Regions from separate parts of the Homo sapiens genome. Here region 2 is linked to region 1. The links are chromatin loops, found by intact Hi-C in ENCODE. Cell type or tissue: OCI-LY7. All regions are shown on one strand. Links, peaks and the distances in the headings refer to the core of each region. The heading gives the core; the rest is flanking DNA.

The links. Hi-C counts contacts between places; a loop is a spot of excess contacts. Peaks named below come from ENCODE experiments on the same cell type or tissue, not always from the same donor. Only the 100,000 strongest peaks of a DNase experiment are listed, where the experiment ranks them.
Region 2: it touches region 1 in a loop (2.4-fold over the local background); 7 of 110 quality-filtered maps call a loop at or near these places.

Annotation. Positions count from the first base shown.
Region 1 is chr2:224,644,004-224,649,386 of GRCh38, forward strand. The region is part of intron 2 of LOC105373909 (a long non-coding RNA gene); the gene reads left to right. Among named protein-coding and RNA genes, the nearest start is that of CUL3, 61 kb to the left of the region's middle. In OCI-LY7, for the core only: CTCF peaks have their summits at 2,455 (motif pointing left) and 2,674; a DNase peak (open chromatin) is centred at 2,428; H3K27ac peaks cover 1,200 bases.
Region 2 is chr2:224,488,139-224,493,521 of GRCh38, forward strand. All of the region lies in intron 13 of CUL3 (cullin 3), which reads right to left. Among named protein-coding and RNA genes, the nearest start is that of FAM124B, 89 kb to the left of the region's middle. In OCI-LY7, for the core only: no CTCF peak of the experiment used is centred there; DNase peaks (open chromatin) are centred at 2,003, 2,243 and 4,613; H3K4me3 peaks cover 4,232 bases; H3K27ac peaks cover 4,467 bases.

The DNA of each region.
Region 1 (5,383 bases), core at 284-5,283:
GGCTTTGGGCTGACTCTGTGGGAAGCTGGTGTCAACTGTAAAAAGCTTCTCATCTGCAGTGCTTTGACAAGTACTTTCAGGAGAGTTTCTTAATTCTCTGAGCTCTAATTCCCTCATCTGAAAGGCAGAGTAGTAATAATTATGGCTTCTTAGAGTTTTTATGAGAATTGACTTAATTTCAGAGGCAGTAAACAGCCCAGGTAAGCTTGGCTTCGAGTGTGGAGTCAGGCCTTTCAATTCCTTTCCATCTGGAATTTTGGGTGGTGGGACATGGGAACAAGTTTCTTACCCTCTCTGTGCCTCAGTTTCCTTATTCCCAATAAGAGAATAATAATGGTACCTTCTTGTTATGGTTGCTGTGAGAATTGGATGAAATATTTTATGGGAAATGCTTTAAACTGTGACTGGTATTTGATTATAGCACTTAAAAAATACCTGTTGAGGCCGGGCGCAGTGGCTTACGCCTGTAATCCCAGCACTTTGGGAGGCTGAGGCGGGCAGATCATGAGGTCAGGAGATCAAGACAATCCCGGCTAACACGGTGCAACCCCATCTCTACTAACAATACCAAAAAAAAAAAAAAAAAAATTTAGCCAGGCTTGGTGGCAGGCGCCTGTAGTCCCAGCTACTTGGGAGGCTGAGGCAGGAGAATGGTGTGAACCCAGGAGGTGGAGTTTGCAGTGAGCCAAGTACACGCCACTGCACTCCAGCTTGGGTGACAGAGCGAGACTCCATCTCAAAAAAAAAAAAAAGCTGTTGATAAAAGAGGCCCTTGATGAATGTCTATTATTTAAATAATTACGTCCATGAAAAGTACTTTAACAGCATTAAAAAGTTAGTTATTGTGGGGCTGGGCGTGGTGGCTCACAGCTGTAATCCCAGCACCTTGGGAGGCGGAGGCAGGCAGATCACAAGGTCAGGAGTTCGAGACCATCCTGGCCAACATGATGAAACCCCTTCTCTACTAAAAATACAAAAATTACCCGGGCGTGGTGGCGCACGCCTGTAGTCCCAGCTACTTGGGAGGCTGAGGCACAATAATCACTTGAACCCGGGACGCGGAGGTTGCAGTGAGCAAAGATCGCGCCACTACACTCCAGTCTGGTGACAGAGCGAGTGAGATTCAGTCTAAAAGAAAAAAAAGTTATTGTGTTAAATTTTATTACATCCTCCATTATCCTTGCTGATTTTGTGTTCCAGAAATAATTACAACATTATCACACAAATCTAATCTCTGGGATCTAAATGAGAGGATCACACACTCAGATGGCTACAGGGGCGAGACAGGTCACACAAATAAATGAGGGTGCAAGCTCTGCGATGAAGGGTCCACAATCAGAATCAGATCTGTTAAAATAGGCTATGGCCAACTATTTCAATACCAGCAGTATCACTTGCAGATTCTTTCAGAGAAGCTGGAAATCTGAAATTTTTATTAATAGATGAGATTTCTGGGTTTATTAATGTTAGCAGTTTAACCAAAGAGTTTAGAAACACCTTGTTGGCTAAAGAAATGTATGTTTCAGGGGAGTGGCCTTGACCCACAGACCACCAGTTTAGAAATGCTGATCTAGACTACTGCAGATTAGTTTGTGAGACCAGCCAGAAATAGGATCCAGAAAGGTCAATATACATGGGAGAATGGTTAGAGCACCAGGAACCACTGGAGTGACAGGCTCAGGTGGGTGGATCCTCAGAAGCTGCTCTGGGGCAGGAGAAAGACTGGACTTGGGAGCAAGAAGGATGCTGAAAAGATGAAGCCCGTGACCGAAGGTGACCTGGGCATACTTGACAAGCTAATCTAGGGCTGGCCCCAATGCCACAGATATCTGTATTTTGAATACAGGTTGTTTTTACTTCCTTGGCAATCAGGTTACACAGAGGCAGTATTGTTCAATTCCTATGGCTTCCCGGGACCTGAATTGCACCTGCTGTGCATAACGATGGCATCATCCATAATTAGGCAATGACTTGCTTTTGTCTTGAGGCTTCTATGGGCCTTACCTGATGCAGGCATTCTGGAGGGAGTGTAAGTGGAAAGACTCTAGCAGAGTCAGGTAATATAATTCAGCACACTAAAGTGAACTATGGAACAGGTGCACATACAATGCAATAGCTCAGTTTCACTTTTAATGACTTGCATTATCACACAGCTATTTGGTTATCGTTTTCATAACTCAACAATCTCAAATTAAGACTTTACTATACTTATATAATGGTCTTCTATCCATGGGCAGAGACAAGCAAGGTACAAAATCAGGGGGGAAAATGAAGGCTAAATATGTATTACTAATATTCAAAATGAGAATCAAACATTTGTTATTTAAAAGTTATAGGACAATAGCAGTTGATGAGTGGTTCTTAACGGGGGCAATTTTACCACCACCAGGGGACATTCGCAATGTTTGGAGACATTTTTGGTTGTCACAACTGAGGGTAGCGTTTGCTACTGGCATCTAGTGGTAGAGACTGGGGATGTTTCAGAATATCCTACAATGTACAGGAAGACCCCCAACAATGATCAGCCCCAACATATCAACAGAGACAAGGTCAAAATAGTTCGAAATATGCAATAGTTTGAAAGAAAAAAATTCATCTGCATGTAACTTTAGAAATGAAACTAGGGCGTAAATTAAAGGCAGCCATGCATATGCACGTAAATTAAAAGGTTAAAGGTGTGCATATGTGTGACTGATTACAGCAAATTGCTGTCTCTTCATGAACTCTTAGCTGAATTAATCAAACCAATTATATATGTAGGAAGCAACCTACCTCCTCCGATAACAAGAAAATCATTTTCGCATGCAGCTTTAAGCACGTGGAAGGCCCCCAAAAGATGAATGTGCTGATGACATGCAGAGCAAAAATCATACGAAGAGGAAAAACTTGAAGAGCAAAACCTAGGGTCCTTGATCCTTCCAAGTGGACCCACCAATTGTGTCTTCTCCACTCATTGCTCCCAGTGTGTGGTAGAGTTGATCTCCTTTGACATCTTGCTTTACTAACAGATGCTTTAAATATAAAACAAGTTCAAAGACAGGTAAACAGAAGCTGAGGCTTTCATGCAGTAGAGTGTACTGTGGCTAAGTTATCTGTCAAGTACAATGTTTACTCAGTTGAGATACCTCTCAATTGAAGATGCGGGCCATTATTTCCTAAAGGGGAGTTCTACCCTGAAGTATAGTCTGAGCTGTTAAGGACAGAGGATAACATAAAATAGCTGAAAAGTTTGGGATATTGAGATAAAATGCTGAATTTCGTATTGAGATAAAATGCTGAATTTCATGAAGCATCTAATAGAAAAGAAGCAAGATTGAGGGTTTTAGGTTTTGCATTTTTTTTTTTTTGAGACTGTCATGCTCTGTCACCCAGGCCGGAGTACATTGGTGCTATAGTGGTGCTGTCACTGCAGCCTCCGCATCCTGGGCTCAAGCTATCCTCCCACCTCAGCCTCCCAAGTAGCTGGGACCACAGACACATGCCACCACCCCCAGCTAATTAAAATATTTTTTCTTTTGTGGATACGGGGTTCCCCTGTGTTGCTCAGGCTGGTCTCGAATCCCTGGGCTCAAATGATCTTCCCACCTCAGCCCCCAAAGTGCTGGGATTACAGAAATGAGTCACCGCACTCAGGCATTTCGATTTTACTGAAAAGGGGCAGGAGTGTGGGGCCTGGCTTTTAAATGAAATCTGTACACAAACTATTAAGGTAGGTATTCCCGCTTTCCTATAAAGTCTCATTATGTAGCCAGGGAAGTCATATTACCCAAAAGAACCCAACAGAAACCAAATCCAAACTGAAATATTTACACGGTTTTTTTTTTTTTTTTTGAGATGGAGTCTTGCTCTGTTGCCCAGCTGGAATGTAGTGGCGCAATCTTGGCTCACTGCAAGCTCTGCCTCCTGGGTTCAAGCCATTCTCCTGCCTCAGCCTTCCCAGTAGCTGGGACTACTGGCACTCGCCACCACGCCCAGTTAATTTTTGTTGTATTTTTTTTTTAGTAGAGACAGGGTTTCGCCACGCTAGCCAGGATGGTCTCGATCTCCTGACCCCGTGATCCATCCGCCTCGGCCTCCCAAAGTGCTGGGATTACAGGCGTGAGCCACCGCGTCCAGTCTTTTTTTTTTTCTTTTTTTTTTTTAACACAGTATCTTGCTCTGTCACCCAGGCTGGAGTGCAGTGGCGTGATTTCAGCTCACTGCAAACTCCACCTCCCAGGTTCAAACAATTCTCATGCCTCAGCCTCCCCAGTAACTGGGATTACAGGTGTGCACCACCACACCCTGCTAATTTCTGTTTTGTTTGTTTCTTTTTTTTAGTAGAGGTGGGGTTTCGTCATGTTGGCCAGGCTGGTCTTGAACTCCTGGCCTCAAGTGATCTGCCCGCCTCGGCCTCCGAAAGTGCTGGAATTACAGGTGTGAACCACTACACCCGGCCTACACAGGGTCTTTAAAAAGTCTTAATTGTTACACTTAATTGAAGTAGACATCCTTACGTTTTTTTTCCCAAGTTGGTGATCCTCTTTCATAGTTCCCATTATTAAACCTCTTTCTCTCTTTTGTTTCAGACAAAAATAGGAAGGGTTGGTATTTACTGAGCACTTACCAGATGTTGTTGTAAGTACTTTACAGATAGCTATTTAAGCCTCATCTGTGAAATGTATTTTATTAACCAATTTCCGAATGAGGAAACTGAGGCCCAGAGGATGTAAATAATTGAAAGTAATTTAGCTAGTAAGGGAGGAGTCAAACTTCAAGCTAGGCAATTTAGCCCTAGAATTTGTGATGTATTGTGCAGTCTGAAATCAGGATCTAGAATTTTTCTAAACCACGAGTCAGTATTGTCAGGGGGGGAGTAATTGAGAAAATTGATTTCTTGTTTTTCCTGAGATTCCTTTGAATTATCCTCACTGCCTTTGAAAGAAAGGTGTACAAGTGAAGGAAGGAGTACAAGTGATGCCTTTGATAGCTCAGTTGGTAGAGTGGAGGACTGTAGTGGATGAGAACGGACTATAGAAAGTCCGCACTTGGTGTCGTCAATAGGTTCTTGAAAACTGCAACTTTAAGCAAAATGAGGTATAACAAAACCATTTTGTTCTCATTAATGTTATAACAAAATGATGTTATTTGAAGACCTGCAGTTCATCATTTCGCTTAAAGTTGTAGTTTCCAAGAATCTATTGACGAGGTTAAGTAAGAACTTACTATACTTAAAAGTTTACAGATTTGGAGACGCTTTGGGGGCAGTCTTTGCAGAGCGGCAAGATAGCAGTGGACAAGAAAATGGATTCACTTTGTGTTAGATGGAAGTGACTTGATCTCTAGTTAAATCTACTAACTGAGTGATGTTGAGCAAGTCACTTAATGTCCCTGAGCCTCAGGT
Region 2 (5,383 bases), core at 153-5,152, 160 kb before region 1:
AAAGCAGGAAAGATCTAAAATTGACACCCTAACATCACAATTAAAAGAACTAGACAAGCAAGAGCAAACAAATTCAAAAGCTAGCAGAAGACAAATAACTAACATCAGAACTGAAGGAGATAAGAGAAAACAGAACTGAAGGAGATAAGAGAAACAGAAAACTCTTCAAAAAAAAAAATCAATGAATCCAGGAACTGGTTTTTTGAAAAGATTAAAAAATAGATAAGACTGCTAACCAGACTAATAAAGGAGAGAGAAGAATCAAATAGACACAATAAAAAACGATAAAGTGGATATCACCACCGATCCCACAGAAATACAAACTACCATCAGGGAATACTATAAACACTTTTATGCAAATAAACTAGAAAATCTGGAAGAAATGCATAAATTCCTGGACACATACACCCTCCCAAGACTAAGCCAGGAAGAAGTTGAATCCCTGAATGGACCAATAACAAGTTCTGAAACTGAGGCAGTAATAGCCTACCAACCCAAAAAAGCCCAGGATCAGACGGATTCACAGTCGAATTCTACCAGAAGTACAAAGAGGAGCTGGTACCATTCCTTCTGAAACTATTCCAAACAATATAAAAAGAGGGACTTCACCTTAACTCATTTTATGAGGCCAGCATCATCCTGATACCAAAACCTGGCAGAGACACAACAAAAAAAGAAAATTTCAGGCCAGTATCCCTGAGGAACATCGATGTGAAAATTCTCAATAAAATACTGGCAAACCGAATCCAGCAGCACATCAAAAAGCTTATCCACCATAATCAAGTTGGCTTCATCCCTGGGATGCAAGGCTGGTTCAACATATGCAAATCAATAAACGTAATCCACCACATAAACAAAACCAATGAAAAAACCACATGATTATCTCAATAGATGCAGAAAAGACCTTTGGTAAAATTCAACACCCCTTGCTGCTAAGAACACTGAATAAACTAGGTATTGAACATATCTCAAAATAATAAGAGCTATCTATGACAAACCCATAGCCAATATCATACTGAATGAACAAAAGCTGGAAGCATTCCCTTTGAAAACTGGCACAAGACAAGGATGCCCTCTCTCACCACTGCTATTCAACATAGGATTGCAAGTTCTGGCCAGGGCAATCAGGCAACAGAAAGAAATAAAGTATTCAAACAGGAAGAGAGGAAGTCAAATTGTCTCTGTTTGCAGATTACATAATTGTGTATTTGGAAAACCCCATCGTCTCAGCCCAAAAACTCTTTAAGCTGATAAGCAACTTGAGCAAAGTCTCAGGACACAAAATCAATGTGCAGAAATCACAAGCATTCCTATACACCAATAATAGACAAACAGCCAAATCACGAGTGAACTCCCGTTCACAATTACTACAAAGAGAATAAAATACCTAGGAATACAACTTAAAAAGGACGTGAAGGATCTCTTCAAGGAGAACTACAAACCAAACAAATGGAAAAATATTCTATGCTCATGGATAGGAAGAATCAATATTGTGAAAATGGCCATACTGCCCAAAGTAATTTACAGATTCAATGCTATTCCCATCAAGCTACCATTGACTTTCTTCACAGAAAGAGAAAAAACTACTCATAAGACCCAAAACCATAAAAACCCTAGAAGAAAACGTAGGCAATACCATTCAGGACATAGGCATGGGCAAAGACTTCATGACTAAAACACCAAAAGCAACTGCAACAAAAGCCAGAATTGACAAATGGGATCTAATTAAACTAACGAGCTTCTGCACAGCAAGGAAACTATCATCAGAGTGAACAGGCAACCTACAGAATGTGAAAAAATTTTTGCGATCTATCCATCTGACAAAGGTCTAATATCCAGAATCTACAAGGAACTTAAGCAAATTTACAAGAAAAAAAGAACCCCATCAAAAAGTGGACAAAGGATATGAACAGACACTTCTCAAAAGAAGACATTTGTGTTGCTAACAAACATGAATAAAAGCTCATCATCCCTGGTCATTACGGAAATGCAAATCAAAACCACAATGAGATACCATCTCATGCCATGTGATGCTGTGCTTCAGTGGTCACGCTCCTAGTCCGCTTTCATGTTCCATCCTGTACACCTGGCTCTGCCTTTTAGATAGCAGTAGCAAAATTAGTGAAAGTACTAAAAGTCTCTGATATGCAGAAATAACGGCATAAGCTGTCCTCTCTCTCTAACCCCCTCTCTCTCTGCCTCGGCTGCCAAACAGGGAAGGGCCCCCTGGCTGGTGGACAGGTGACTCACGTGACCTTATCAATCATTGGAGATGACTCACACTCCTTACCCTGCCCCTTTTGCCTTGTATCCAATAACAGCGCAGCCAGGCATTCGGGGCCCTACCGGTTTCCGCGTCTTGGTGGTAGTGGTCCCCCGGGCCCAGCTGTCTTTTATCTCTTTGTCTTGTGTCTTTATTTCTACAATCTCTCGTCTCCGCACAAGGGGAGAAAAACAACCGACCCTGTGGGGCTGGACCCTACAGGGTGATGGGTGCAGCAGACCACCATGGCACAAGTATACCTATGTAACAAACTTACACGTTCTGCACATACATCCCAGAGCTTTAAAGAAAAAAAAAAAAAAGACATTTATCACATCCCAGACACCTACAAATATATTAGTTTGCTTCTGGACTCCCTTTTGTTCAAATGAGCTGTCTGTCTATGCATTTTAAATAATGTTAACTTGTATACTTTTTAATAACAGAGAATACAACCGGAATTTTCATAACACAAATAATGCTAAGATGGATACCCCATTTACCCTGATGTGATTATTACACACTATATGCTTGTATCAAGATATCTCACGTATCCCATAAATATATACATGTACTATGTACCCATAAAAATTATAAATTAAAAAAACGTGATATGGTATGTTTTGTTATTAGGACAAATTCCTTCCCCTTTCACTGAGCTTTCCTACCTAAGACCCATCCCTTTTCAAAAGTAGTTTTGCCTAATCTTGTGCATTTTCTGGTCCAGATGAATTATGGAATCAGCTTGTCGAGTTTTATTTAAAAATATATATATTTTGGACATTTCATTTCAGATTTCCTTGAATTTATAGGTGACTTTTAAAAACAGCACACTTATAACTTGTAATTCTCCCATTTGGGTACATTTACCCTTTCATATTCTTTAGCTTTTACTGTCTTCTTGGTATAAGTACCCTGTCTACACAGTTCTTGTTAAGATGATTCCTGGGAAGGCTATGATTCTTAATAAAACATCCTTTTCTTCATGTCATTTACTGATTAATGCTGGTTTACTGAAAAGGTATTTTCTTTCCAACAAAACTCTTCTAAAGAAATGTTTTCTCACTGATTATCATGTATTGCCAAATTGACAATCATATTATCTACAGATTTTGATAATTTTTTCAATTTCTTCCTGATACTTATGAATTTCATTCCTTTCTTCTTCTTAGTATATTAGGACCTGCAGAGCAAGGCATAATAGTAGTAGTAAAGATAGGCAACTTCATCTTGTTCCTCAGTCTAATAGAAAGGTGTCTAGTATTTTCCTACTAACTACTACAATGATTTAGTTTGTCATCAGATACAACCTTATGGCATTAAGGGCAATCCATTCTAAGGTGGCGATGAGTCCCCCACTTTTATAAGGAATGAGGACTGGCTTTTATCAAATACTTTTTGTTCATCTATAGAGATCAAATGGTTTTCTCCTTAAAATGGTGCCTGGCAATTAGGCAACTGCTTGTTTTTACAATTATTACAATATCTTAATAACGATCTTTTCAAAAAGTTTTCCTATGCTGACCTTTCTTTGTATTGTAGGGATAAATCCTTTTTGAACACAGTGCATTATTCTTTCAATACACTACTGAATATGACTTGCTAATATTGAGATTTATGCTTTCAGTGTATTAGAATCTAAGGAGCAAGGCAGAATGATGAATAACCTTAAGCTTTCTTTCTCTTTTGTATTTTCCTTGCTCAGTTTTAGCAAAAAAATTATGCTAGCCTCAGATATTTCCTGAGAGCAGTATGTCTATTTTGCCTTCTGAGTTCAAAGTTCGCTAAACAGCCTTCAATTTTAACTTGCTAATTGTGTTATTCAAATTTCCTATATCCCCCTTTTCAACTCAGGTTAGTCAATAAATTTGTAAGGAATTTCCATGATTCTCGAGTTGTCTACTTTCCCTTGTACTTTCATTTTCCTTTCTATATTGTGAAGTTATGTCCCTAATGATTGCTATAAATTATTGATGAATATCAAATACTACTGTTAAGTTTTCTATTTAAATTCTGACATTAATAGTGCTATTGTCTGTAGTTTTTAAATTTCAGACTCATTCTCATAAAATTATAAAAAATAAAGAACATTAACAAAAATATGTATTAATAGTTCTTATCCATACCTCTTTCAAAAACCCACTGCTAATTACTAAAGTCCAAGGTACAGACTACCACTGTATGTATTTCCTATTTTTAGCTGTTCTAAATCACAATAAACTTACCTTTAGTCATTCAAAAAACATGAAAAGAAAAAACCTCAGCAGCAGCCTGACTACTACAGATTAAATATGACACTACAAATTAATGCCACCTGTTGTAGCCAGCTTCTATGACAGCACGTAATAACCCTGGTATATGTTAATCTTGTGTGGTCCTCTCACTATCAGGGCTGACTTGGGCAACCAAGAAAATGAGAAGTGACACTACATGTCTTCCAGGGAAAGATCAAAAAGGCACTGCAGGTTCTGCCTGGGTCTTCTGGATTGCTCGCTCTTGGGAAAACCAGCCACCAAGATTTGAGGACAAAGAGCCACATGAAAAGGCCCATGTGCAGAGAAACTAAGGCCACTTAACAACATCCAGAACAAATTTGCCAGCCATGTGAACCACCCTGGAAGTGTATTCTCCAGCTTCAGTCAAACCGTCAGATGACCAGAACCCCAGACAACATCTAAATGCAACCTCATGAACCCCAAGCCAGAACTACCCAACTGAGTATCTTCTCAATCCCTAACCCACAGAAACGAGAGATAATAAATTGTTAGTGGTTGTTTTAAATCACTAACTTTTGAAATTCGTCATGTGGCATTAAACAATACACCATCTTACTGAACTCACACAGAATATTCAAAAATAAAAGTTCACCTTCCTTTAAATTATTATAATTAAATACTTTTAACTATCTCCACTAATTTGTGGAGGTGATTTCTTTAAAAAGGCTAGCTAATAAAACATTAGCAACAGACTGTAGAGAAACACGTGGTGTTGAGTAAAGACACATTTCTTGTGCCTTCTCACAATGCCCCAGATTTGAGGTGTCAGCAGCCAGAAGGCTTTGGAGCCATAGGCATGGCATTCTATATACACTACAATCAGTTTCTGCTTTGTGACTTAGCT